Regions from separate parts of the Homo sapiens genome. Here all the other regions are linked to region 1. Evidence: chromatin loops called from intact Hi-C (ENCODE). Cell type or tissue: mammary epithelial cell. All regions are shown on one strand. Links, peaks and the distances in the headings refer to the core of each region. The heading gives the core; the rest is flanking DNA.

The links. Peaks named below come from ENCODE experiments on the same cell type or tissue, not always from the same donor. Only the 100,000 strongest peaks of a DNase experiment are listed, where the experiment ranks them.
Region 2: a loop joins it to region 1, with 13 times the contacts of the local background. A loop is called at or near these places in 2 of 110 quality-filtered maps.
Region 3: it touches region 1 in a loop (10-fold over the local background); 14 of 110 quality-filtered maps call a loop at or near these places.

The regions. Positions count from the first base shown.
Region 1 is chr15:51,188,420-51,199,142 of GRCh38, forward strand. The region is part of intron 1 of MIR4713HG (MIR4713 host gene); the gene reads left to right. Among named protein-coding and RNA genes, the nearest start is that of MIR4713, 48 kb to the right of the region's middle. In mammary epithelial cell, for the core only: a CTCF peak has its summit at 4,436 (motif pointing left); DNase peaks (open chromatin) are centred at 3,482 and 4,392; H3K27ac peaks cover 749 bases.
Region 2 is chr15:50,937,012-50,942,011 of GRCh38, forward strand. AP4E1 (adaptor related protein complex 4 subunit epsilon 1) reads left to right here. Exons shown (of 21, transcript NM_007347.5): 9 at 4,431-4,553; 10 at 4,655-4,764. Among named protein-coding and RNA genes, the nearest start is that of AP4E1, 31 kb to the left of the region's middle. In mammary epithelial cell, for the core only: no CTCF peak of the experiment used is centred there; no DNase peak of the experiment used is centred there.
Region 3 is chr15:51,128,547-51,139,269 of GRCh38, forward strand. The region is part of intron 1 of MIR4713HG (MIR4713 host gene); the gene reads left to right. Among named protein-coding and RNA genes, the nearest start is that of TNFAIP8L3, 39 kb to the left of the region's middle. In mammary epithelial cell, for the core only: a CTCF peak has its summit at 4,529 (motif pointing right); DNase peaks (open chromatin) are centred at 4,425 and 6,975; H3K27ac peaks cover 563 bases.

The DNA of each region.
Region 1 (10,723 bases), core at 2,293-7,292:
CAAAGAGCTGCATGGCTTATTCCCTCACCTCCTTCAGGTTTTACACAAATGCCCCTAAATGAGGCCTTCCCTGACCACCCTAAGTACACTTGCACACTCTACCCCCACCCCTGGCTCTCTGTATCCTTTCTCTCTCTAATTTTCTCTACCAATCTTATCCCTAGCTAACATACTATATGTTTTACTTATTTATGATGTTTAGTATCTAAATGCTCCACTGAAATTATAGCCCTATGGAAGCAGGGATTTTTGCCTGTTTTATTCAGCCTAGAACAGTGCCTGACACATAATAGGCCCTCCATTAATATATGCTAAATGAATAACATGTCTGACCTCTCCTTATCATCAGTCCTACATTTCAACTTCTGGCTGGACAGTGCTGCCCGAGGTCCTGCCAGCATGTCAGATCCACCCTCACATCCTAGCATCTAGGATCAGGCCTCTCAGCCTCCTCCACACACAGTGGGGCTGATTGGCTTAGCCTGGGTTTAAATCCAGCTCCTTGTCACTTCCCAACTAGAAAGACGCAGTAACATGCACCCCCTCATGTGGTTGCCTTTAGCATGTGATAAATGAGGAATGAAACGACAGGACACGCTGCTCCCTGGGCATCCTGCCTGGCAGAGAACAAATGCTTAATAAATGCCAGCCATTACGACTGCCATCACTAGCTACTTCTTCTCTTAAAAGAAATTCCTGTGCAGGCATGGTGGCTCACACCTGTAATCTCAGCACTTTGGGAGGCCAAGGTGGGCGGATTGCTTTAGCCCAGGAGTTCACAACCAGCCTGGTCAACATAGAGAAACCCTGCCTCTACAAAAAATACAAAATTAGCTGGGCCTGCTGGTCCCAGCTACTGAGGAGGCTGAGGTGGGAGAATTGCTTGAGCCCAGGAGGTGGAGGTTGCAGTGAGCCAACATCATGCCACTGTATTCCAGCCTGGGTGACAGAGAGAGACCCTGTCTCAAAAAAAAAAAAAAAAAAAAAAAGAAAGAAAGAAAGAAAGAAAGAAAGAAAGAAAGAAAGAGATTCCTTATGCATCTTTGTTCCTGTGGTTAAGAATTGTAAAATACTTACTTTTTGCTTTGGTAAATTAATGATAACTTGACTTATTTTTAGTTTCGTTCTATACTTCACCTTGGGAGGGTTACAATGTGTTTTTTAGGTCATGGGAAAATAATAATGATGAATAGTGCTCTGTTGATCAAAAAACCCAAGAGCCACAAGCACTTACTCAATGCATCCTCCACCAGAAGCTGCAGTCTCTCGTGGACAATAACAATGAAAATAGCTGCCATTTATCACATGTTCAGGGCAGAGGTGGTACCAAGAGCCTCACGTATATCACCTTACTTAATTTTCACACTGCCCTTTCCCAACCCAGGAAATAGGTACTGTGGTATCACTGACATTTTAAAGAGGAAGAAATGAAACTTGGGGAATTTGTTAATTTGCCCAGACCACAGAACTAGAAAAGGGACCTAGTTCCCTTTCCTAGGAGAACCTCTATTAATATATGCTAAATGAATAACATATTTGACCTCTCCTTAGCATCAGCCCTACATTTCAACTTCTGGCTGGACAGTGCTGCCTGGAGGTCCTGCCAGCACGTCAGATCCACCCTCACATCCTAGCATCTAGGATCAGGCCTCTCAGCCTGCTCCACACACAGTGGGGCTGATTGGCTTAGCCTGGGTTTAAATCCCAGCTCCTTGTCACTTCCCAGCTAGAAAGAGGCAGTAACATGCACCCCCTCATACGGTTGCCTTTAGCATGTGATAAATGAGGAATGAAATGACAGGACATGCTGCTCCCTGGGCATCCTGCCTGGCAAAGAACAAATGCTTAATAAATGCCAGCCATTACGACTGCCATCACTAGCTACTTCTTCTCTTAAAAGAAATTCCTGTACAGGCGTGATGGGACAGGGAAAGAAGAACCTAAACCTCAGTCCTTCAGGATCCTGTGTTTGCGCCTCCCCAGTTAGCCACATTGTTTTCTTTTTTTGCACCACCAAATTCCAGCAATCCAGTTTGGTCCCTCAGCCCCTGGGCAGCCCATGATGGGGCCCGCAGCTCTGGCCTTGCCACAATCCTTCCCTGCTCACTGTTTATTGCCTTTGGGCCAGGCAGAGTTCCTTCCAAAATCCACTCTGCCTTCCGCTGTCCATGCCAACCCTGGCCAGGAAGCGGAGGACAAGGCCAACCTGGGCCCTGGCCTCACGCCTGCCCTATGAGGTCCACTGGGCCTCCTGCCAGCAGATCATGGTACAGTGAAGAGGGGGCCTTCCTCAGGAAACCCAGGGGCCACGCATCTGAACCTGACCTCTTCCCATGTGATAGAGGATAGTCTTTTTAAATAAGTAAAATCATGGTTCTCATGGAAATGTACAATGAACACATATCAAAGATTTTATTTAACTCCCTAGTTGAACGAGGGAACTGGTAAGATGTTACAACTGGTTCAAAGAAGTCAAAACAACTGCAAGTTTATATGGCGTAAAGAAATGTTGAAACAATTTTATGTATATATTTGAAACTTGCTTTATTATTGGGAGGGGGCACAGAAACCAAAACGTTCTGCTGTGAGATTCAGCCACATTGTTGTATGTAGTTGAAGTTTGTCATTCTCATTGCTGTCTCAAAATACAATGTATTCACCCATTCTGCAATTGGCAGACATTGGGGGCAGTTTCCAATGTATGGTTCCAGCACATACCTTTTGGCCAACAGAGGTGCACATTTTTATGGGGTCTTCTTAGTCTTTAAAAGAAAAGTGGTCAGTTGTTTGGCCAAGACATTTTCTTGACCCAGGCTTAACAGATGAATCAGCCTGTTATCTCCTTTGCCATAATCAGCAATTTTTCTTTTGTACTTTCTCTTCCTTGAAGTGCACCATTCCATCTGCAGGATTCTTCAACATTGCTGAGCAAGGCCAGTGGCTGTCCTGTTATATTTTTAACATATGCAGGTGACTTATTTACATCCTGGCTACAGACTGGCTCAGGGGTGAGGGGACGAAAGCAGCTGCCCGAGCTGGCCGGTGAACCTGGACACTCAGCTGTCCAGCCAGCTGACGCTGTGACTTTCTCCCTTCAGACACTCAGTTGTGTTTTTCCACTCCGGAAACAGTGATTTCTACCCCCTGCCCTTCTCTGTCTCTTGATGGGAAATCTATCGCTAGTTGGCCTCGCTGTCCCTTGCTCTGCTCCTGAAATGGATACTAAAAGCAACTTATTTCTGAACCTGTGCTTTTCAGCTCACACTTCCACATCGTCCCTTTCTTTTGTCCCTTTCTTTTCTTCTCTGCCCGCATGATGGGCTGGCCCTTGGCAAGGTCTTTACTTTCACTGTGTTTTCTTTCTTTCCCCAGAGTCTCCGATCCTGTCTTTCTCAGAGGTGTTTTCATTGTTGCTGTTTCTCCTCCGTCTCTCATCCCCTCAGGCCTCGTTAGTCACTTCCTTACCTGTAAATATTTTTTTTTTTTTTTTTTTTTTTTTTTTGCCGGTGGTTGGGGGGGAGGTGGGGGAGGGGGGTTAGTGGACTTCCTTTCCCCAAAGTGCTCCGCTCTGACTCCCATCAGTAAGGCAGCAAGCCCAGACCCGTTAGTGGCCTTCCTTTCCCCAAAGTGCTCCGCTCTGACTCCCATCAGTAAGGCAGCAAGCCCAGACCCCGGCATGGAGCAGGTCAGGCAAGAGATGTATGCAGTGACTTAATAAATAAAATAGAATGGAATACGAGAACCAACAGAAAAGAAGCATGTAGAGCCGCTGGTCCTGAGGATCAAAAGAGCAGCAAAGATAGGCCTTCAGCTTTGGTGCTGAGCTTCCTCATAACAGGGGCAATCAAAGAAATAAGAGATTACAGTGTTGATAATAGATAAATGATAGAAAATAATTGTAACATTTTTGAAGGAGCGTCTTATTAATTTTTCTGTCTTCTAAACGCTTGTTTGGGTCAGGGCCTTAAGCATAGTAGATGCTCAATAAATACTTGTTTAAAGGATGAGTTAAAAGTAAAATCACGTATTATTGCTGGCTAATATGTATTGAGTACTTACTACATAGCAGGAAATTTCTAATTTGTTTCACCCAACAACCCCAGTAGGTGGGCACTATGGTTCTCCGCTTTTTCAAATGTGGAAACCACAGAGTAACTTCCCCAAGGTCACAGCTCTTCAGCGACCAGGTTATGATGTAAACTCAAGTGCCCGGATTGGAGCCAGCCACTAGGGAATCTGAAATGATGGAGCAAATGAGCATTTAGGGGTATTTTCATTTTACCAGACAGTAATACCAACCTGACTGGCTTTTTACTGCTGGCCCCTGGCAGGCAGCCCAGTTCAGTGAGCAGCCCTGCTAGAAACCAAGGCAGGCAGGCTCCCCTCTACCGGGAGCTGCCCGGCTTCAAAGCCGGTAAACCTTTTCCCTATCTGCCCCCTGCTGGCGGATGTGAGCATAGCAGGGCTCTCTCCCGACTCCTTGCAAGAGCACCCTGGAAAAGAGAGCGAGGCTGAGTGAAACCCCGGCTGCTGCTTGGGCTTCCGTAATTGTAGGGGAGTGGTGAATTGCCATAACCCCAAACTGGGACCTGGGCTCTGACATATAGGAATGTCTTAGGATGGGCTGGTTAAAATTGGTTGCTCTCCTGGCAAAGCTAGTTTGTGTAGTCACTGGATGTGGGGTGGAAACAGTGGGGCTTGGGGGAGGACGGTGGGGAATTAGAGATCATCTTTAAAAGCATTGGAACACCATTCAGGGGGCTCTGGGTTCTTGTCCAAGGGTCACCTACTCCAGCGGCAGGTATCCTGTCTGAAGCTGTGTCCTAATTTGTAAAAGGAGGCATTAGACTACATGACGTCTAATGGTCCTTCGATCTGAAATCTCTACCTGTAAGCTCTTTAAAGATTCCTCTAAGCAGGTCTCCTCGCTGGATCTCACATTCTCTCCCCAAAGGTCTTCCCCAGTGCCCATACCACATCTCCAGCCCTGCTCACCTGCATCCCCCTGTGGCCAGACAACTTGCTAACTCCAGCTGCCCACCCTGACCCCCAACCTGAGCCAGCTTTGTATGAGGTCCCCAGGCCCTGTTCACTAAGAATGGGAATCTTATGGTTCAGAAAGAAACTAGCCTGTGCTTCTTGGTCTTGAGGCCAGTTTGCCTCTCACTTCCTGACAAGTCCAAACCCAGGACAGCTGAGACAGCGAGAGCTATCAAGAAATGAGGGGAAGGGAGCTGCCGGCACTTTCTGTTGAGCAAATGGCTGAAGTTCCCAGAAAAGCTGGAGCGGAGGAACTCTGGGGAGGCACATAAAGTTGTTGTGGTCCAGGAATGGATGCCTGAGGAGCCCAGAAATTCCCAAGGGAAATGTTGTAGGGGTCGGAGTTCCTGTGCCAGCAGGGGTGGGAGGTACAGCCAGCCGTACGTGACTATTGCTATTAATGTGACCTCATGTTCAACCCTGGTGTTTTCTAAAGAAACAAGACTTTCCAGAGAATTTTTGTATTTATTTTGGGGCACCCATATATACACATATATTCAGCCTCAGCAGAGCCTAAGGCAGGGTTCCTGGGGTGAAGGACAAATTATTTTTCTTAGTTTTCAACCCATAGGGACTGACACTTTAAAAAATGCGATAAAAATAAATTATTAGAAAATGAAATGAAGACCACCAAAACTAGTCTCTACTCTTCCTTCCCTTCCCTTTTTCTTTCTTTCTTTCTCCTTCTTTCTTTCTTTCTTTCTCTTTCTTTCCTTCTTTCTTTTCTCTCTGTTTTTCTCTTTCTTTCCCTTTCTCTCTCTCTTTCTTTCTTTCTCTTTCTTTCTTTCTTTCTTTCTCTCTCTCTCTCTCTCTCTCTTTTCTTTTCTTTTTTCTTTCTTTTCGACAGAGTCTTGTTCTGTCACCCAGGCTAGAGTGCAGTGGTGTGATCTCAGCTCACTACAACCTTCACCTCCCAGGTGCAAGCGATTCTCCTGCCTCAGCCTCCCAAGTAACTGGGATTACAGGCATATGCCACCAGTCCAGCTAATTTTGGTACTTTTAGTAGGGTTGGGGCTTCACCATGTTGGCTAGGATGGTCTCAAACTCCTGACCTCAAGTGATCCACCCCTGGCTTGGCCTCCCAAAGTGCTGGGATTAGAGGTGTGAGCCACCATGCCCAGCCTCTACTCTTTTTCATGAGGCAAATCCTCTGGTGATGTGCTTAATGATGTGGCTGTTGTCAAATTGCTGTAAATTTTCTAGACACCGATTTTGTATCTATGTTTATCTCACCAGGAACCCTCAAACAGTTTGCAGACTAGCCCCAGCCTATGGGTACACTTTGAGAAGACCTGGTCTAAGCCACTCTTACTTCTGTATTCTCTGGAGATGAAGGACATCAGTGGGGATAACAATTTTTAACAAATAGACAGTTTCCACAAAGAGGAGAGGAGTATTCATAGCACTTTATTTGTCAACTTTACAAATTACACAGTCACATTAAAGGTACATTTTGTGTGCAGATGACCATGGCATTCTGAGGAATAATTGAGTTTCTCGGCATCACTAGGACTATTGTTTTCCTACTTTAAACTTGGACATGCTTCATGCTTAGGATACCAGACAGTAAAAAGTACGGGAACACTAGCACATTACAAAATTTTTATAAAACTGTACTTTACTCACCCTAAAAGCCCACATCCATGTTACTTTATTGAGAAAAACATGTCCAGAAATGGCCACAAACAGGGGCTGTCTCTTATGGGACAGTAGTCAACTCATCACCTATCTTTCCTATTTTCCACTTATTTTCAGCTTTGAATTTTAATAACTGCATTTCATCCGTTTCTGTTTTGATTTCAGCTACAAAGTGAATTACATTTTTTAAATTAGAAAATAAGGATTTCACATTATATTTAATGTTTTAGGTACATTAGCAATCTGGCTTCAAAATGATCCTCTTGTTTGGAAACACCCTGAAAATATGAAGGAAAAGACAGTCCTAACCCCCTGAATGAAGTGTGATTTTAATGGAATAATATTGGTTTTCAGTAGACATACCAGAACTTCTACGTTAAATTTAGGGATCATACTGTTATTCTAATGATGCTGCCACTGCTTGGAAGAATTTTGGAATGGCTTTTTTTTTTTTTTTTTTTTTGGAATTGCCTTCAGTGGACAATTTTGAAGAGAGATGAATAAGAAATAGTGTTGGGCTGTGCACGGCAGAGGCCACTGGCCTAAAAGGCTCCATGTGAGCCAATGATTTCCTAACTTCCTGTGTTCACAGTGTGCTTCATGCTACTACTGCCTTTATTAAAGTAATCAAGGACCCCAAACACGGCTAAAGACAGTGAAAGTTATGATGAAATTAAAGTGTAGTCACAGTGTAGTTACAACTACATGATGAGGTTGTCTCAGAGGGTTTCCAAAGGCACACATAGTTGTGACTCTATTCATTTAGTCACCTGGGTCACAATTTGAAAAGAGTCCTTGCTGTCCTGATCAGGCTCGCTTTTTTTTTTTTTAATCAAAGACGAAGTTCCTGCATGTCCCCTGGGTGTCCTTGGCATAGCTGCCCTGTGTTCCTGCCCCTTCCTCTTAGGAGTCACAACCCCTAAACACTATACCACATCACACCTCGCACTTAGCTCAACTCCGAAATCATATGTAATAAAATTCATTTCACACGTGGGTCACATGTGGATCAAGTGTGATTGCACCACGGCGAGGGATTTGCGGTACCAGTAGCTGCAGCATAGGAACTGAGCAGCACTAGTCCCAGGTAGCTGGAGACACAGCCTTAGATAGGAGTCTTCCTCAGCATAGCGAACAGGGACACACGTTTCTTTATTGTAAAGCACCAAAATTATAGATACCAGCCAAGCATTAGAGGATTAACTACAACAGAGATATCATCCAGGTACCATGTCCAGCACCCTGGGAAGACAATAATCAACCCTCCTGAAAGAATGTGAGGCCGGGTAGCTGGTGGGAACCTTTGATACACATTAATAAACTTTATCATTACAGTGATATGTAATGATCATATTACATTAATGATTACATTTAATCATTTGAGACTTACGGAAAGAATTGTAGTGGAATCTTTTAGATATGTGTAAACTAACAACATAATTTTAGGATTATACTATGTCAATTCAGGTGTAGGTAAGACAGCCAGTGAAAAATTATGTGAAGCAAATAATTGGAAAACTTTATATATATGTTTCAAAATCTAGCTGAGACCTCCAAGGATAACTGGGCTCCTAAATAATGCCATTTTGCCTTTGATGTTGGGGCAGCCCTGTGGTTTAGGATCTGGCTTCCATGGGTTTGTCTGTGTCGTGCAGACGATCCAGTGGTCTAGAAGTTCTGGCCAACATGCCAAGTCTCTGGCACACATGCTTCAGAGGGTCCTGGTGTGAATCTACTTTAGTTTCTTGTCCCTCCTCTGTCCCATCATGTAACCCACTTTCTTCCTCTCACCTGCTTTCCCTATGTGACATGCCCTCCAGTTTCTTCAGCCCACATCCTCCAGCTTCATCCAGCCATTTTCCCCACCATGGTCATTCCGCATCTGCTGCCCTGTCTAAACCATGGGAAGAGACAAATCTGGAGGAGAGGTAAGGGATGATGGAGGCACAGATCACAGATCTAGGAACTGGGGGTAGAGAGGGGAGAGCCAGTGGCAGAGGGGCCAGAGACAGGAACGGGCAAGAGTGTGAGCTGGGCACTTGAAACAGGGCTTCCTCTCACTTTATAATCTTCCCTGTGCTTCCCAGGGTCTATGCATTTGCACCTGCACCTGCATTTGTGGCCAGGTTCAGGGCACCTTTCCTAATCCATCCCTCAATCACAGCAAAACACCCTCAACTGTTGGCTCCACTTTGTCTCTATAAATGGTACCTCAGTAATATGAACTGAAACAAGTTATTTAAGACCATGGGTTAACAAATAAAGGGTTTTAGCCAGATGATAACAAAATTACTTTGCAGACATATTGCATTTTCCAAGAAACCACACAATATATGTACACCACTCATAAAGAATTTCTTACTTAAAATAAATGTAAATGAACTTGGCTTCTGGGACAACAAACTATTTAGAGCTGTGGTTAATCCCCAGCATTTAAAGGATGTGGGGTAAAAGATGGAGTCCTGACAGTGGCTGTGGGAAGTAGCTTTTCAAGCCCAAGTTGAGGCTACAGGATCAGTTGTTTGGACAAGAGAGACAGAAGCCAGGCTGTGTAGCCAGGTCTGAGGAGTCCAGCTAAGGAAGGCAAGGGTTTGGCTATAACAGGGACATCTCACCAGCTTCTTGCCTAGTCTGGCTGCTGGGCATAGCTACCACTATCTAGATCAGCCTGGGCAACAGGAGACACTGTCTGTACAATTTTTTTTTAAATTAGCTGGACATGGTGACTCGTACCTGTATTTCTAGCTACTTGGGAGGCTGAGGTGGGAGAATAGCTTGAGCCCAGGAGTTTGTGGCTGCAGTGAACTATGACTGCACCACTGCAGTCCAGACTGGGTGTCAGAGCGAGCCCTCGTCTCTTAAAAAAAGAAAAAAGTCAATTTTCAACCACCTCACACCCATCAGGCTGGCTACTATTTAAGAAAACAAAAACAAACAGAAAATTGCACTGTTGGTGGGAATATAAATTGGTATAGCCATTATGGAAAACAGTATGGTAGTTCCTCAAAAAAAAATGAAAAAGAGAATTAGTGTATGATCTGGCAATTCCACTTCTGGCTATATATCTAAAATAACTGAAAGCAGGGACTTGAAGAGATGTTTGTACATGAAAGTTTGTAGCAGCATTATTCACAATAGCCCAAGTGCATATAGACAGATCAATGGATAATAAAATGTAGTATATGTATACAATGAAACATTATTCAGCCTTAAAAAGAAAGGCTATTTGGACACATGTCACAACATGGATGAAACTTGAGGACATTGTGCTAAGTGAAATAAGCCAATAAGGACAAATCCTATGTGATTATACTTACGTGAGGTATCTGGAGTCATGAAATTCATAGAGACAGAAAATAGAATGGTGGTTGTCAGGGGTTTGGGAGGAAGGAAAAATGAAAATGTTTGCTGGGTACAGAATTTTAGTTTTGCAAGATGAAAAAGTTCTGCTGTGAGTGGTATACAACAAGGTGAATGTACAAGTACCACTGAGCTGTATAAAAAATGGTTAAGATGGTACATTTTATGTTATGTATATTTTGTCACAATTAAAAAGTTTTTAGAAAGGGAAAAAAAAAGAGGGTTACGTCTTCCCATCTGTGCATCTCACGACTGTGTTATTACTGAGAGCTCGATGCCAGTCCCTTAGAAACACAAGGATGACTTGAAAACTTATGTACCAATTCATTTCCTCCAATTTCCCCCCTAATGAATAGAACCATAGTTCATCAGGAAAAAAAAAAGTAACTTTAATATAGGCCAACTAGACCAAGGCTGGCCCACGTCCAGACCTCAGAGGAGGGAAGTGCTGAAAAAATCAGCTTCATTCATCAATGGGCAAGGCATCTTTTGCCATTTCTGCCTTGCCTTGCACAGGCAGGCTGAGATACGGTCTTGCTTTATGGTTCAGGAGAGAGGGCCAGAACCAGGCTGGCAGGGCCCTCTGCTGGGAGGCGGCCTCCAGGGCTGAACTGAGATTTAAACCCCATCCCTGGGGTGGTGGCACCACTGCAGAGGCAGCAAACAGCCCTACAGCTGGCAGCCA
Region 2 (5,000 bases), core at 1-5,000, 250 kb before region 1:
CCTTGCTACAGAAACCTTATAGTTCCTGTTGTTTCATTTCCTTTGTTTAGCTTTTCATTGTTATGCTTTTCTCTATATCTGTATTGATAGAGCTTATAACTTACATTGATTATATCAGTGGTAGAGTATTTGCTAGCAATCCTGATATAGGTATTTTACTGCTTAAGAATGTTAATTTTAATTGTAAGCTTCATAAGGGCAGGGACTGTGTCTCTCTTATTAACCAGCATATCTCAGTAGCTGGTACTGTGTTAATGAGTAATATGCTTTAATTGAATTAAAGGAAGAAGAAGTTATTTACTTTATCAGTTATCTAAGTGGGTTTCAGTATTAGTACTTTCTATATTTTATTTTTATGGAAGCTCTATTATTACAATTTAGTGTCTAATCAAGAAATAAATTACATTAAAGACATCTATTGAATATCTGCTATGTGCCAGGCATTGTATAAAGTGGTGTATAGGATATGAAGAAGTATAATATATGACCTTTGTCTTTAAGAAATTCACAATATAGTGGAAAGATAACTTGTTCATGAAAGCTTAATACCAGTGTAAGGCAGAATGTGAAGGGATGGTTCAGGGAAATAAGTATTGTAGGAGTTCCGAGGAAGTAGAGATCATTAAGGGCCTGAGGGCACAGATAGGGATTTACTGATGTGATAGGACCCTGAAAGGTAGATAAGATTTAGATAGGCAGAAGGGAGATTGAAGGGGCTTTTAGGTGGAGGGAACATGAGAGAAGGTGTAGACATGGGGCTATTTAAAAACAGTTTCAGAGACAATGTCTCACCAGTCTGAAAGGATAATTTATGGTGGGGAGCAGTGGAAGGGCGGTATTGTGGAGGACCTGTCACAACAGCCAAATGAGTTTGGATTTGTAAATCCGGAGGTATGGAAGGTTTTTGGATAAGGTACTGATAACATGAGAATATCATTTTTAGTAAATTAGTAAATTGAGAAAATTATATAAAATGGAGTACAAGGGACAAAAGCCATCAAAAGTAGGTAGATAGAAGTACTTTTCCGTTTTTTTTCTCACTAATTTCACCTAAAACCCTTGGATACTATGTATAAGAAACATAAGACTCAGGAAGGTGGAGAACAAGTCAGGCTGGTTAGAGACCTCAGGACACAAGGAAAGAAACAGACACGGTGGTGTGTACCCTGGGTTTTCTTTTTGCCTCGGGTACCCCAGACTGGGTACTGAAGAGCCAGCAGTCTGGAAATGCCAACAGACGCAGACAAAAACACCCCCAGAAAAGCCTGCCCTCTCTCACCAAAGGACCAAGAAGAAAAGGGAAATTAGCAAGGTAGAAAACTTTTAGATGATAACCCCTCTATTCCTTCCAAGCATAGGAAAAAACTGTGGACCCATCCCCTCCAGCAAAGGCTGAGGAAAAAGCCAAGATTTCCATCATCACCAGGTATAATGACATGCCCCAACACACCCTCCCTAACCCCCCACTAGAGTGGTGACAGAAGCCCAAGAGACAGCTGGAATTTCATTGATGCCAGGTGATAAGGAAGGCCCCTTCCTTACGCTGTCAGAGGTGACTTGGGAAGTCTGGATTTTTCCCATCTGGAAGTAGGGAGTAAAGAGGTAATTTTCCCCTCTTTGTGGCCAGGGTTCGGAGGCGTGGGTGTTAGAGAAAGCCTGGTGGACAGTCAGAACTTCCACTCCTGATCAGCGATAATGAGGCCACTCCCTCATAGTGTCACTGGAGGCCACAAAGGAAGCAGTAATGAGGTACCCCTCTCTCTCCCAGGCAGGGTAGAATCAGTTGATACTCCCTCCAACAATAACCAGGAGCCTCTCCATCCCCAGGTATCAAAGGAGACAGAGTAGAGAGCCTGGATTCCATTCCCATTGGGTGATACCTCCTCTCTCCTGCCAGAATAATGTCAGTAGATACTTATTTAACTTAATTAAAGTGAGAGTAAACTCTATTCTGAGGGATAAGGTGTCAGAAGAACTTCACATTTTGTTTGAGCATACATAATCCAACCCAAAATATCTATGATGAAACTGCAGTGTCATAAATGGTGGAACATTATTAATTTTTAATTTAGTAATTTATGCTTTATAGCATTTTAATTAGTACCAAGAGAGTAACCAAGAGTACTGAAGAGTAACCAAGTTCCATGTTGTATTTTTAAGTTTAGAAACCCTCAGTTGTGGCCGGGCAAGGTGGCTCATGCCTGTAATCCCAGCACTTTGGGAGGCTGAGTTGGGCAGATCACTTGAGGTTAGGAGTTCAAAACCAGCCTGGCCAACATGGTGAAACCCTGTCTCTACTAAAAATACAAAAATTAGCTGGCCATGATGGTGCACGCTTGTACTGCCAGCTACTTGGGAGGCCAAGGCAGGAGAATCACTTGAACCTGGGGGGTGGAGGTTGCAGACTGCATCTCAAAAAAAAAAAAAGAAATTCTCAGTTGTATTTTACTTCACCACCACAGAGAGGAGACAGCAGAGTGGCTGCTCTTTCAATTATGAACTTATACTTAGATATTTGTAGAGTTGGAGAATAAAATGACTTAGCTCTGGGTGAGAAAATAATTTAAAAATCAATTTAATTCATTTTCAGCTCAATTATGCCTAAGGAAACTAAAAATAAGTGCTGTTTTTGAACTATTATTTTTTTTCCCATGTTGGCACCCCAGAAACTTTATGAGCATCTGAATATAAACGTTTAAATTTTGGATGGGTAATGGCAGGCTTTTGTTAGTAAAACAATTTAATAGCAAGAGAGTTCTTAATGGTAGGAAGCCGTAATGAAAAATGTGTCAGTTATGTTGGAAAATGGAATATCATCATTTGAAATCTTAGGACTGTCATGGTAGTTCACAGTTCAGCAAACTTTTTCTGAAAAGAGGGCCAGATAGTAAATATTTTAGGCTTTGCAGGTCATGGAGGTTTCTGTCGCATATTCTCCTTTGCTTTTTGTTTTGTTTTTTACAGCCTTTTAAAAATGTAAAAATCTTTCTTTAGTTCACAGGCCTATAAAAATAGGCTGAAGGCTGGATTTAGTGGCATTTTAAAAATAGGCTGAAGGCTGGATTTAGTGGCAGTTTCTCCATTCCTGCCTTATCTTATTAGTCAATTGACTAAGGTTCTCTTTGTTTAGTTTGTCTAGTTCATGAATCATAAAGCGAACTTTTTTCACAGCACAGAGTAAAGACATTTTATAGCATAGCATCTGAATATACAAAGTCTCTTTAGGTTCAGCCAACTTACTCTGTAGTTTTCATTTAAAGTCAGTTCCTTTCTTAAAGAAAAATTAATATATCTGATTTTTTTTCTGTCTCTGTTATAGAAGAGGTTTAAAATTTTTTTTTGTCTTTTCTTTCCTTGTAAATTTGAGAAAAAGACAGAGGTTTATAGAAGTTTTTTCCACAAAATTTATTTGTGCATTAATCGATAGGCAACATAGTGTAAAACATAGCTAGCTGAATATTCAGAATATATTTTGTACATAAAGAGAATGTCGGGTTATATTTTAAGCTTTTGGAAATAGAGAAGGAGTGATTGTATCAGGACACTTGATATACTTCAACTTGTACTAGAACAGTTTTTAAGTGTTGATTCTGTACCTTCACTGTGTCACACTTCTGATACTATGATTCCATAGAACACATAAGACTTAATGTCCTTTCAGTGATTTTTCTTTATCATGGCAAAGCTCCAACCGCATGACTCATGCTTTTTCAAATAATTTGAAAAAAACTTTAGTGTCCATTTTGATCATTCACTTTGATCATCTGTCATAGTGATGAGACTTTCGAATGTATCAGAAAATAAAATTTGAATGCTATCAAGATGTCCAGTAGATTATTTTATGTGCTTTGAGGTTATTTTAAAGAATAGTTTGAAGATTTATGAGTAGGGACTGTATCTTTGAAATAAATACTGGATCATCCTATAAAATGATTATGTTGAAATAAACTACATACGCAATTTTGGCACGTAAATGGTCGAAACTATTTGAGAATAAACCATTTTAAAGCATTAAAGGAACGTGGGAAATATCTTTTTATATAGGAATAATGAATCTGTTATTGATGTTTCCATTAGAATGTGAACTCCTTGAGGGCAGGATGTTTTTTTCCATCTGTTTTGTTCACTGCTATATTCATAGTACTGAAACCATGCCTGGCACATGGGAGGTGTTCAGTAAATACTTGTTCCATTAATAAATGCATAATTATTACCAGTAAATATAATTTTTTGAACATTGTATTGTGGTAACCTAATCCTAGTAACTGGGTAAGCCTGAAAGTAGTAGCGTTTGTTTCTGTGAAAAGTCCATAAATAAGATTTCTGACTAAAATGGACTTTCCAATTAGTTTTATTACAAGTTCTACACAAATACATTGTTTTGTTATACCTTACCATGATACCTGCCATTTTTATGTTTCTTTTTCTAGCTATTTTGTTTGAATGTGTGCATACAGTCTATTCTATTTATCCTAAATCGGAATTACTTGAGAAGGCTGCCAAGTGCATTGGAAAATTTGTTCTGTCACCTAAAATAAATCTAAAATATTTAGGTAAGATGATTGGTTCTTTTGACAGAAATTACAGAGATAGCTTTTGAAATTTGCTGTGTATTTGTTTCAATTCACTTTGTATAATGTGTCTTTGTTTCTAGGACTGAAGGCTCTTACCTATGTTATCCAACAGGATCCTACTCTGGCTCTTCAACACCAGATGACAATAATTGAATGTTTAGATCATCCTGATCCCATTATTAAAAGAGAGGTAAACTGGTATTTTGAATAGTATATGTGAAGTGTTAAAATTTTTAAAAATTTTGTTGGCATTGTGTAGAGAGATTAAAGTGGTGGGCAGTGTGTATGTTTGCTCGTGTGTATATTTTAACTTTTGGGTGTATTTAATCCTTTTTTTGTTTTCTATTTTGAGACAGAATCTCACTCTGTCACCCAGGCTGTAGTGCAGTGGCATGATCTCAACTCACTGCAACTTCCACCTCCTGG
Region 3 (10,723 bases), core at 2,539-7,538, 60 kb before region 1:
CTAATTTTAGAACATTTTCATCATCTTCAATGAAACCCCATACCTGGAGGCACATTCTGCCTCCACCCTTCCACAACTTTGTAACTATGGGCAGCTTAGCCTTTCTGAGCCTCAGTTTCCTCGTCTTGTAGGAACAACATGTTACTGGGAACAGTATCATACAATTTTATGGGCTTATTTAAAGATTGAATGAGAGAGCAAATAATACTTTTAACACAGTGCCTGGCACGGGGTAGGCCCTCAATACACTTCATTTTCCTGAATTAATGTTGGCAGTTGCTTTTCTGTGGATTAGTCAGGAATCCCCCTGAGCAGTTATTCATGAGTCAATGTCACTGCATCCAAACCTCATCTGGAGAGCTCATAGTCCTTATGCATTTACACACACACACAGACACACACGCTAACACACCACACCTCCCACATGCATGCACAAAAATGTTAATACAAGACAGATAACTAAGCAAGCTTTGAGAGAAGTTCTGGAATTATCCTATGCTTGTAAAGCTAACTGCTCTTTAAATATATCTATCTGTATCTGTATCTATATATCTCATGTAATGAATGTCTATAATTTGCATTTTGAAGTGAAAGGGCTTAGTGTCTGATGGCGTCCAGCAGAGCTATCACAGGCAAAATTGTAAATTAGGCAAGGTTGTATTTTAGGTTAATATATATTTAGGTAATATTTAGTTAAATAGTTCAAGGTTATGTTATTATCCTTGAGTTAATAATTTCTTGGGCCAGTCCCATGCACCAGGTTTAGGATGAAATATTTTACATGTATCTTTATCTTTGCCTTGACCCTGAAAGCTAGGTAGGTATTCCTATCACAATGCAGGAATTATTATCACTTCCATTTTGTAGGAGAGGGGAAAGGAGGCCTAGAGAAATTAAGTTACTTACCCCAGGGCACACCTGAGGAAGTGGAGAAGACTGGGTATGGGCTCAGAACCTCCCACACAATACTGGGCTAACCCAGCTTCAGTTTAGGCTATTTCCAGGTGTCGCTAGGAATCTACTTTTAGGAGGCAGGTTAGGTTACTCCCAGAGTTGCTTCCATTGTGGCAGGGGCTGCCACTTTAATATCCTAAGCAATACTCTCCAATCCTGGGATGCAGCAGAATAACCCCAGGGAGCTTTAATAAGATCGAGATTTCCTGGCTCCACTCCAGACTGCTTGCAGCAGAATTTTCTAGGGTGGATCTTAGAATCTGTACTTGTAAACAGCTCCCCAGAAACCATTTTACACGGAAAATATAGAGGCTATAAAATGCAGGCATACAAGAAAATATAAACATTTTACAATTTAAATTTTACTGCAAGCACAGTCATTACACAAATGACAGTTGGCGGAAACAGTTGTAACACATATGGCAGGTGGTGGGTGTGTTAGTTAGATTGGCTCTGTTGTACATATAAACCCATTACACCCTATGGTTTAGCACAATAGAATTGAATTTCTCACTCATATCAAGTCCATGATGGGTGATCCTGTTTGGCAGGCAGCCCTCCTCCAGGCAGAGATTCAGGAACCTGGGCTCTTTCTATTGTGTGCACCGCCATCTTTAATATGTGGCTTCCAAGATCCTTGTGGAAGGGAAATTAGTAGGTAGGCTCACAAGTGGGTAGTTTTGTGGGCCAGGCCTGGAAGGGTAATACTCCACTTCCACCCATGCTTCACTGACTAGAACTGAGACTATGGATATGCACAAGCGCAAGAGAGGCTGGGACATGTGGTCTGGCTGCTCCTATGAGGACAAAGAAACAGTTTAGGTCAACCACTAGCCAGTCTCTACCCCTCAAAAGTTAACATCTTACAAACTGATAAGAAAAAGGCAAAAAAATTCAATTGAAAATGGGCAAAGGATAAGGGCAGGCCTCTCAACAGAAGCACAAATTCAAATGACGAATGAACATTAAAAGATGCTCAAGTTCATTGGTAGGGAAATGCAAGAAAAGTAACAATGGGCTATCAATTTCCACCTGTCAGGTTGACAGAAGTTAAAGGATGATAACACCTACTACTGGTGGGAGGCAGGAGAGAGTTTACTTATGCACTATTGGTAGAAATGGAGATTGCTACCACATTGTGGAAAGCCATCTGGCATTAGCAATTGAAATTAAAAATGCATGTTCTTTCAACCTGGCAATTCCATTCCAGGGAATCTCTCTGATGGAATAAAAGCAGTATGTATGGATAAATAGGTCCTCAGATAGTTATTGCAACATTATGCATAGTGACAAAAATAGAACCTAAAGTTCCCTTCAAAAGGGGAATAATGTAGTGAATTGTAATTATCACCATTATGGAATATTTTAGTTTTTAAAAAGGTGACTAAGAAGTATTCCCATGAGATATTATTAAATGAGGAAATCAGGAGCCAGAGAAATGTATATTATTCCTTTTTTGAAAATGATACATCAAGGGGTAATCTCTATTGTCTTTTTAAACTTTTGTCATCATCATCTTCATCATCATCATTCGTCTATATCTGTCTATATATCTATGTATGTTGATAAGCGTAGAGAAGGTTGTTAACACTGGTGACCTGGACCAAGTTGTGTGGATGAAAGGAAACAGAGGAGGAACAAGACAGTAACCAAGGTCGCCTTCCCACCAATACTGTTTTTAAAGAGGTAGCAATGAAAAAAACAGCTTGTGTGATAAGACATCATAAAAGCTATATATATATATATATATATATATACATATATATATATGTATATATATATATATATATACATATATATATATACCCATGTGACCTTGGACCCGTTACTTCACCTGGCTGGGCCTGTTGCAAGGAAGGGAGATGATTCCTGTGGATTATATATATATATATATAAAATACATACATATATAAATATATATTATATATGAATATATAAAATATATATTCATAATGAAATGCATGGATTTAGGTCATCAATGTATCAATAATGGTAATCTCAGGGTAGGATTTCAGGTGATTTTTTTCTTCCTTTTCTCTTTATATATTGTTTAAAATTTTAGAATAAATATAAACAGATGGAAAAACAGTGAGTTTTTCATGATATAAAAAAAATTAAAAGCTTCCTGAATGATTCTGATAGCAACCAGGCTTCATCACTGGGGTTTGACTTAGGAAGTTCAAAAAATGGAATTTCAAGCATTGGATAGCAGAGTGGTAGAAAACCATTTCTGAGTGAGGGTTCTTGCTGGGAGCCCAGAAGCCACTCTTCATGAATCACTTCCTGCAGGGGACTGGGAAACGTGAGGAATGATTCCTAAGAGGTATCAGTTAGTTTGGGCTTCAGGTGCCAACTCTTAGCATCTGAAAGTTCTAGGTTGGGGATGGCATCTGGTGGAGAAGTTGGTGGGAGGAAAGCAGTGATGCTTGAGGGGTGGGGCAGGAGTTGAATCTGGGCTCTGCCACTCACTACCCATGTGACCTTGGACCCGTTACTTCACCTGCCTGGGCCTGTTGCAAGGAAGGGAGATGATGCCTGTGGATGCTAGGGGTGGCCCGGTCAGCTTTGTGTGTTTATCAGCTTGTTGGAAATATCAGGGTCATAGTCCTGGTGAAAGCCGTTGCTCAGCTCAGTGGGCAATTGGAGGAGCAAGAAGCATCATCAAGGTGAGAAGTGGGGGCTGTCTCTTGAGGAGAGGGGCTGGGGCAAGCCTGGGCTTGAGAGGCCCTAGTCTCCCATCTCTCTTGACCTCTAGACCCAGCTTCTTGTCCTTTTCCTCCCCCATGCTTTTGGTAAATTCTTGTGAGTTGGCATTAGGTGAGTGTTATCAACTGAATGTTTATGTCTTCCTCAAATTCATATATTGAAGCCCTGGGTCACAGTGTAGTTGCATTTGGAGATGGAGTCTCTGAGGAGGTAATTAATGTTAAATGAGGTCATAAGGGTTGGACCCTGATCCAATAGGATTACTGTCCTTGTAAGAAGAGACAACAGAGAGCTCTCTCTCTCTGTGTGCACACACCAAGGAAAGGCCATGTGAAGATGTAGTGAGAAGGAAGCCCTCTGTAAACCAGGAAGAGAGCCCTCACCAGAAACTAAGCCCTGTTGGACCTTGATCTGGGACTTTCCAGCCTCCAGAACTGTGAGAAGTAAATTTCTGTTGTTTAAGCCATGCCATTTTTTTATGGCAGCCTGAGCAGACTAATACAGTGACGCGTTCATTGTAAATAGTAAAATTCCTTTATTTCATTGACTACCAACAATCTGCTGCTCAAGACAGGCATAGAACCCATGACCCTCAAAATGCTCTGCGTCCAGCAGGGAGACAGATGAGTAAACAGAAATGAATGCTCTGCCGGACAGAGGAAGTACAGGATGGTCCCGGAGAAAAGAGAATGGGTTAGACACCCAGTGCATGTGACTCAAGATTTGCTAACTAGGGCTCCTAAGTATGTTTTCTTTGGCCCCAACAGTGTTTAAATAATTGGGAAACAGAACATAAAAATCTAGGTTTCTATTTTTGCTTGAAAAATCAGTTTCTGGTTGCACTGGGCCTGCATTGCCACATGGAAGCCACTGGATGGCGCAAAGGAGCAGCTGCCACCTTCAGAGACACTGTGAGCTCTCAGTTCAGCAGTGTTCCCACTGCTCCCTAATGTTTCCTTGCTCAGCCTGATGCCCTCACTTATGCCACCTGCCATTTGAGATTCCTGATGTAAACTGTTGCTTTTTTTTTAAGAGCTCGCATATGTGCCCAATTAATTGTAGATTTCCTTCTCTATGTTAGTCAGTGAACCAGGTTAACTCAAAGTACGTCCAAAGCTATGATGCCGACACTATGAAGGTCATTTGGCACCATGTTGTACCAGAGACTCTGGAAATTTCAGAGCTGGGAGGGACTTTGGGAATCACACAGTCTAAGCATCTCATTTCCCAATGTGGAAACAGAAACCCAGAGAGGTGAATTCCCCCGCCCCAGGCCACACATCTGGATAGTGGGTAGCAGAGCCAGGAGAAGAACTCTAGTTCTCTGAACCTTGTCTGCTGCTTTCTGCTCTGAAAAATTGCTTTTTTCCTCCTATTATCTTTGTAGAAAAAGAAAAGTAGCAGTTTGCCACGTAGATTTGGGAAAATGTTGTCATGTGATATTTAATCCATGTTCAGGCACTTTTCTTCACACTGTCAGAGGAATTATCAAAAGAAAATTATTGGAAAGTATTAGTCGTGTATTATGGTTTCCAAGCTCGCAAGCACAGATGTCCACTGGCAAAATTGAAATGAAATTGGAATAAATTAAAACCCATTTTGTTTTCCAGCCCCTGGTAATAAAAAATTCTTGCTGCAGATGAGTGATCGAGCCCAGTCTCCTCCCCCTTATTATTAAACAAAAGCAGAACACAATAAAAATAGAAATGAATGCAGAAATCTGCTCCGGTTTCCTCTTTTGTGTACCAATGTTTTTGTTGGTCAAATCACATTATGAAGCGTCCATTACAATGGCTTATCTTTAGAGGCCCCAAAGTAACTAGTGAGGATGTGAAAGATGGTCTGTTGTAAAGCAGGATTATGATAGCCCCATCTCTTTGGGTCGCTTCATCCCCAAATTTGTGGTGGGAAGATTAATTAAGCATGAAATCCACTAAGGAATCAACAAGATGAGAAGCTGTGTCATGTGGTGGGTAAAACTATGGGTTTGACGCCAGACTTTCTGGGTTCAAATCCCAGCTCTGTTATTGGCTGGAAGTCTGACTTTGGGCAAGGTACTTAACTTGTTGGTTCCTCATTGGTGAGGTAAAGATGATGATCCTGGTCCTTGCCTTCCAGAGTATTTTGAGGACTCAGAACACCAAGTCCCAGTGTCTGGCTTCATAACTGTTATCTGGACCTTTGTGGCAAGTGACAAAAACTCTCCCTTTGACCAGACTTTAGTGAGGCTCCTATGAGCCTCTTCTCAACTGGGCCTTGACCTTGGACTTCTTTGTCTGTGTCTGTCCTTGCCCAGTCAAGTTTTAGTAAGAATCCTGCCAAGTCAGTTTAGGGAGAATCCCCCATGCTTGATATCTGATCACATTAGTTTGTGTTTAGCAAGAATCCTGTTAAGTTGATTTCACAAGAATCTCCTATCCTTGATGTCTTCTCTTAGCAACTTTCCATATCCACTAACCCTCTCACTCTGTTCTTGGCTGACAATCCCACTTGTCCTTGAATTTGAAGTTGAACCTGATCTCTCACACCTATTGCAATACTCCATTGCAATAGTCCTGAATAAAGTCTTCCTTATTGTTTTAGCAAGTGTTAGAATATGATTTTCTTTAACACAGAGAAGAGGGTCTTGTTGAGACTGAGGACCCAGGTGAGTTTGGGGGAGTTACTGAGGACCTGGTGGGAATTTTGTTTTTAGTATGATGAGAGTGAGCAGAAAACAGGTGTGAGCAATTGGGGCTGACTGCTGGCTGTCCCTCACAGGATATCTGCAACCTGATTGGGGTCACTGTGGGCCCAGAGTCTCACCCCATTTTCACACATTCAGAGGTTTGATTCATCAGAGTACTCAGGAGTCAAGGAGGTGTTAGAGTGCAGTGTATGAATCTCACAAAAATCCCTGTTTCACATACACTTGAATTCTGAGTATTCTTCTTAGTAGCTATGGGAGCTTGGCCAGTTCATTTAATTTCTAACTCTCAATTTTTCTATCTCTAAATTAGAAATAACAAAATCTTCCTTTCAGGCGTTCTGATGATTTACCACAACATGGGTTGAAAGCCTCAAATAGCTAAGCAGCTAATAAATAGTCATTATTCATTGGGCTCTGGATAACCTCATCTAATCATTAAACTCACAAGCTAAACTATGATGTGAATTAGTTAATTCACAGGAAGTGAAACACTGTCCAGGTACCAGAGACCTTGTGACTGCATTCCACCCAGGCTTTTGCTTTTCTCATCACATATCTTGGGATGCTGGATCACCAATCCAAGGCTGCACACTGAGCTGGGAGCACATGCAGCAAGGTGACCACAGTGTGGGCATCTTGCCCACACCCCACGCTCACTGTACATGCCTGAGGGCTGCCTACTGCAAATACCTGCGACTCTGCCCTGGAGCTTCTTTCTGGCCATGGGAACACCCTCTGCCCACACAAGGAACAATCTGGAAGCACCTTAGAGTTATTGCCCTTAGAGGCGGCCCCCAGCCAACTAACCAATTAACCCCCTAGGTTAGCATAACTCTGAGCTTCAGTTGTCCACTGTAACTTGCTTGATAACAAGCCCCTTATTGACTTCTTTCCCCTCCCTGTCCCTTTCTCCTCCCTATTTCCCCATGCCCCTATCTATGTTGTCTGAGGTCATCTCCCAAATAAAGTACTTGCACTTGAATCCTTGCCTCAAGGACTGCTTCAGTCTAACACAAAGGGTGATGATCCTATAGGTGTTCCAAGTCGTGGTGCAACGTCTGCGGTGGGCCTACACTTCCTTTGGTATGACATCATACCAGCTTCATGTAAGAGGGTAATGACGGTCTCCTTGAAGGAGACTCAGCAGATATCCATGTGCTGTCTCCAAGGCATGGGCTGTGCAGCCGTCAACGATGTGTTCCATCTTCTACCTGCTGCGTCAAGCTTGCCTGTCAGCACTTTCTCCCATTGTCCTGAGGTTCTGAGGTTCTCTTTCAAGGGGTTAATGGCTCTTGCATTAATGAGCACAGATTTCCTGAACTTGGAAGGGGCTAAGCTGGGGGATTTGGGACCTGAGGGTGTTTGAGTCAAGGAAAAGTTACTGAGGACTTTACTTGACTGGACACGCAAGGGAATCTTTGAGAATTGTGTTGAGGTAAGAAATCCAGCATGAGAGTGGAAAGGTGATCTTTGCTTCCTAAAAAGAGTGTTGAGCTGTGGAGAGCTGAGGCAAGAAAGGGAATTTATTTTGTTGAACCCAGGCAGTGTTCGGGTCTCCACCTTCACTTGCATTTAATTTTCACACAGAGCCTGTGGGCAGGCGTTAGTTCCCAATTTCACGAATGAAGGACTGGAGTCAGATGGTTAAATGACTGTCCATGGCCAACTGGCTCGTCTGTGCTGAAGCTGGGGTTGGGGCCTGGAGCCTGTTCCCTTCCCCTCTGAACTCCTGGATTCAAATGATCCTCCTGCCTCGGCCTCCCAAAGTGCTGGGATTACTGTCAGGAGCCCCTGTGCCCAGCCTGAGTGACCTCTCCTGCTTGTATTCTGTGATGTCTTGGGGCTTGCTCTCAGCTGGCTGCCAGCCAACTTACCCAGGCGGCGGGGCTGCATGTCAGCTTGGTGTGGTCAGAAGGGCAGCCTGGCTGCAGAGCTTAGGAGGTCAGCCTTACTCTCATCTGTGCAGGCCCCCTTCTCAGAGGTCAGAACACAGGTGCACTGAGGCTTAGAGGAGTAGGGGCTCAGGTGGAGAACCATGAAAGGGTGCTGCATGGGGTCGGTAGCCCGAGTGCCATCAGACGTTGAAGCTGCTTTAGGGAAGCCTGGGGCTCACCCAGCAGGCCCTCCAGAGGCTAGAAGTCCCTCCTGCTTATCCCAACCAGGCCACCTGGACTTGCCTGTACCCTCTTCTCACACTGTCCCTATAGCCATTCCTCTAAGGACCAGCCTTCTTCATTCTCCCACAGGACCCACATCTCCTGCTCACTTTGCCCATTTATGAAAATGAAAGTACAGTGTCACCTGAGAGTGACACGTGAGCCCTCTCCAGGTTTCAGCACAGCCCTAGGACCAGGGGGCTCTGTCACATGCCAATAACATGAGTGTGTGGGTAATAGTGTCTTTGCCTGTTGTTGCCAAATGCATATTCCTTCATACCCACATATCTGCTTTGATGAGGTCTCCAAAAATGTTTGCATCCTATATTTTAGGATGCAGGGAACCTGTGTGTGGGGGCAGTGTTGGGGGAAGGCCACTCCTTGGTTTTCCCTGTGGAGCTATAAGATGTGAGCCCCTCTAGACTCCAGGATTGGCCATAGCCCAGGCTCTAATTTCAAGAAGATACTGGGCTTCAGACCCATCTGTAGGATAGCCCCAGTGGATACCCCTGAAAACATGTTCCTTAACACCTTAAAGCTTATTTCTCTTAGCTTTGAATCCTTATGATCCCTCTTCGTAACCAGTGTCAAGCAGAGTATTTGGCATGTAGTAGGAGCTTAATAAGTGTATGTGGAACAAATGAGGTTTGGATGACTGTTAAATGTTTCAGTCATGTTTACCATAATGTAAAGGAGTATTCAATTTATTCCAGAAAATATGCAGGTGGCAAGGCTGGACAGGGTGACCGAAGAGAACCCCTGTCAGTTTGGGAGTTGGTCTGTGTCAGACTCTACTTACCCCTCCAATCAGGGATGCCAGCTGCACATGACTTAGCTTTTAGCTAGTGTCAGGAGCCCATACAAGACAGCCATAAGTGGCCCAGCTCAGAAGTTCAGGGGAGAAGGAGGTCCCCACCCTGCTGGTCTCTCAGTCACTCTGGGATCTTCTGAGGAGTCTGTACATAGTCCAGGCATCACTTTCCAGGTCGCTGCTGCTTCCCCTCCTGTAAGCAGCCTCAGAAATGGGATGGCTGCTGTCACTGGTCTCACAGGGCCTCCCAGGAAACTGGAAGGTCTGTGGATGTTTCCCTGGTGATGTGACACAATCTCTAAGACGGGAAAAATGGTTATTGGGGAACATGAATGTCCCCTGCAGAATCTTGGGTGGCAAAGAGAGGAAGGAGAGCAAGTAGGAGCTTGTTTCACTCTGCCTAAGGAATTTCTTTCTCTCTGTCTTAGAAAGAATGAGGCAAAGGCCGACAATCCCATTAGCTTCAGAAGCTGCAGGGAAAAGATTGCCGTAAAGACCACACTGCTCAGCATGAAGTGGGAATTTGGCAGATGAGGCTGTCAGACACGGAGACCATCAGACCTTGAAGGGACCCTAGAGAGCATCTGTACTGGCCTCCTCATTTCAGATGTGTGTTGCTCAATTTCCAAACAGTTGGGGATTTTCTTATCTTTTTTTTAAAAAACCATTTATTAAGATATAATTCACATAGCATACCATTTACCCATCTAAAATGTACAATTCAATGGTTTTGATGTATTACATTAATTTTTAAAAACTGTGGTAGAATATGTATAGCAAAATTTTCCATTTTAACTATTTTAAGTGTACAATTCAGTAGCATTAATTATATTCCCATTGTTGTACAACAATTACCACTATTTCCAAAAACTTTTCATCATCCCAAGCAGAAACTCTTTGACCATTAAACAATAATACCCCACGTCCCCTTCTCTCCAACTCCTGGTAACATCTATTCTACTTTCTGTCTCTATGAAATTTTTTATTCTAAGAATCTCATATAAGTGGAATCATACAATTATTTGTCCTTTTGTGTCTGCCTTCTTTCACTTACCGTATTGTTTCAAAGTTCATCCATGTTGTAACATGAATCAGAACTTCATTCCTTTTTATGGCTGAGTAATATCCCATTCTATATATATGCCAGATTTTGTTTATCCACTCACCTGCTGATGAACACCTGAGTTGTTCCATCTTTTGCCTATTGTGAATAATGCTGCAATGAATATTCTCATACAAGTATCTATTTGAGTCCCTGCTTTCAATTCCTTTGAGTACATATATACCTAGGAGTAAAATTGCAGGTCAAGTGCTAATTCTGTTTAGTTTTTTGAGGAACTATCAAACTGTTTTCCACAGCAGCTGCACCATTTTACATTCCCACAGTAATGCACAAGAATTTCAGTT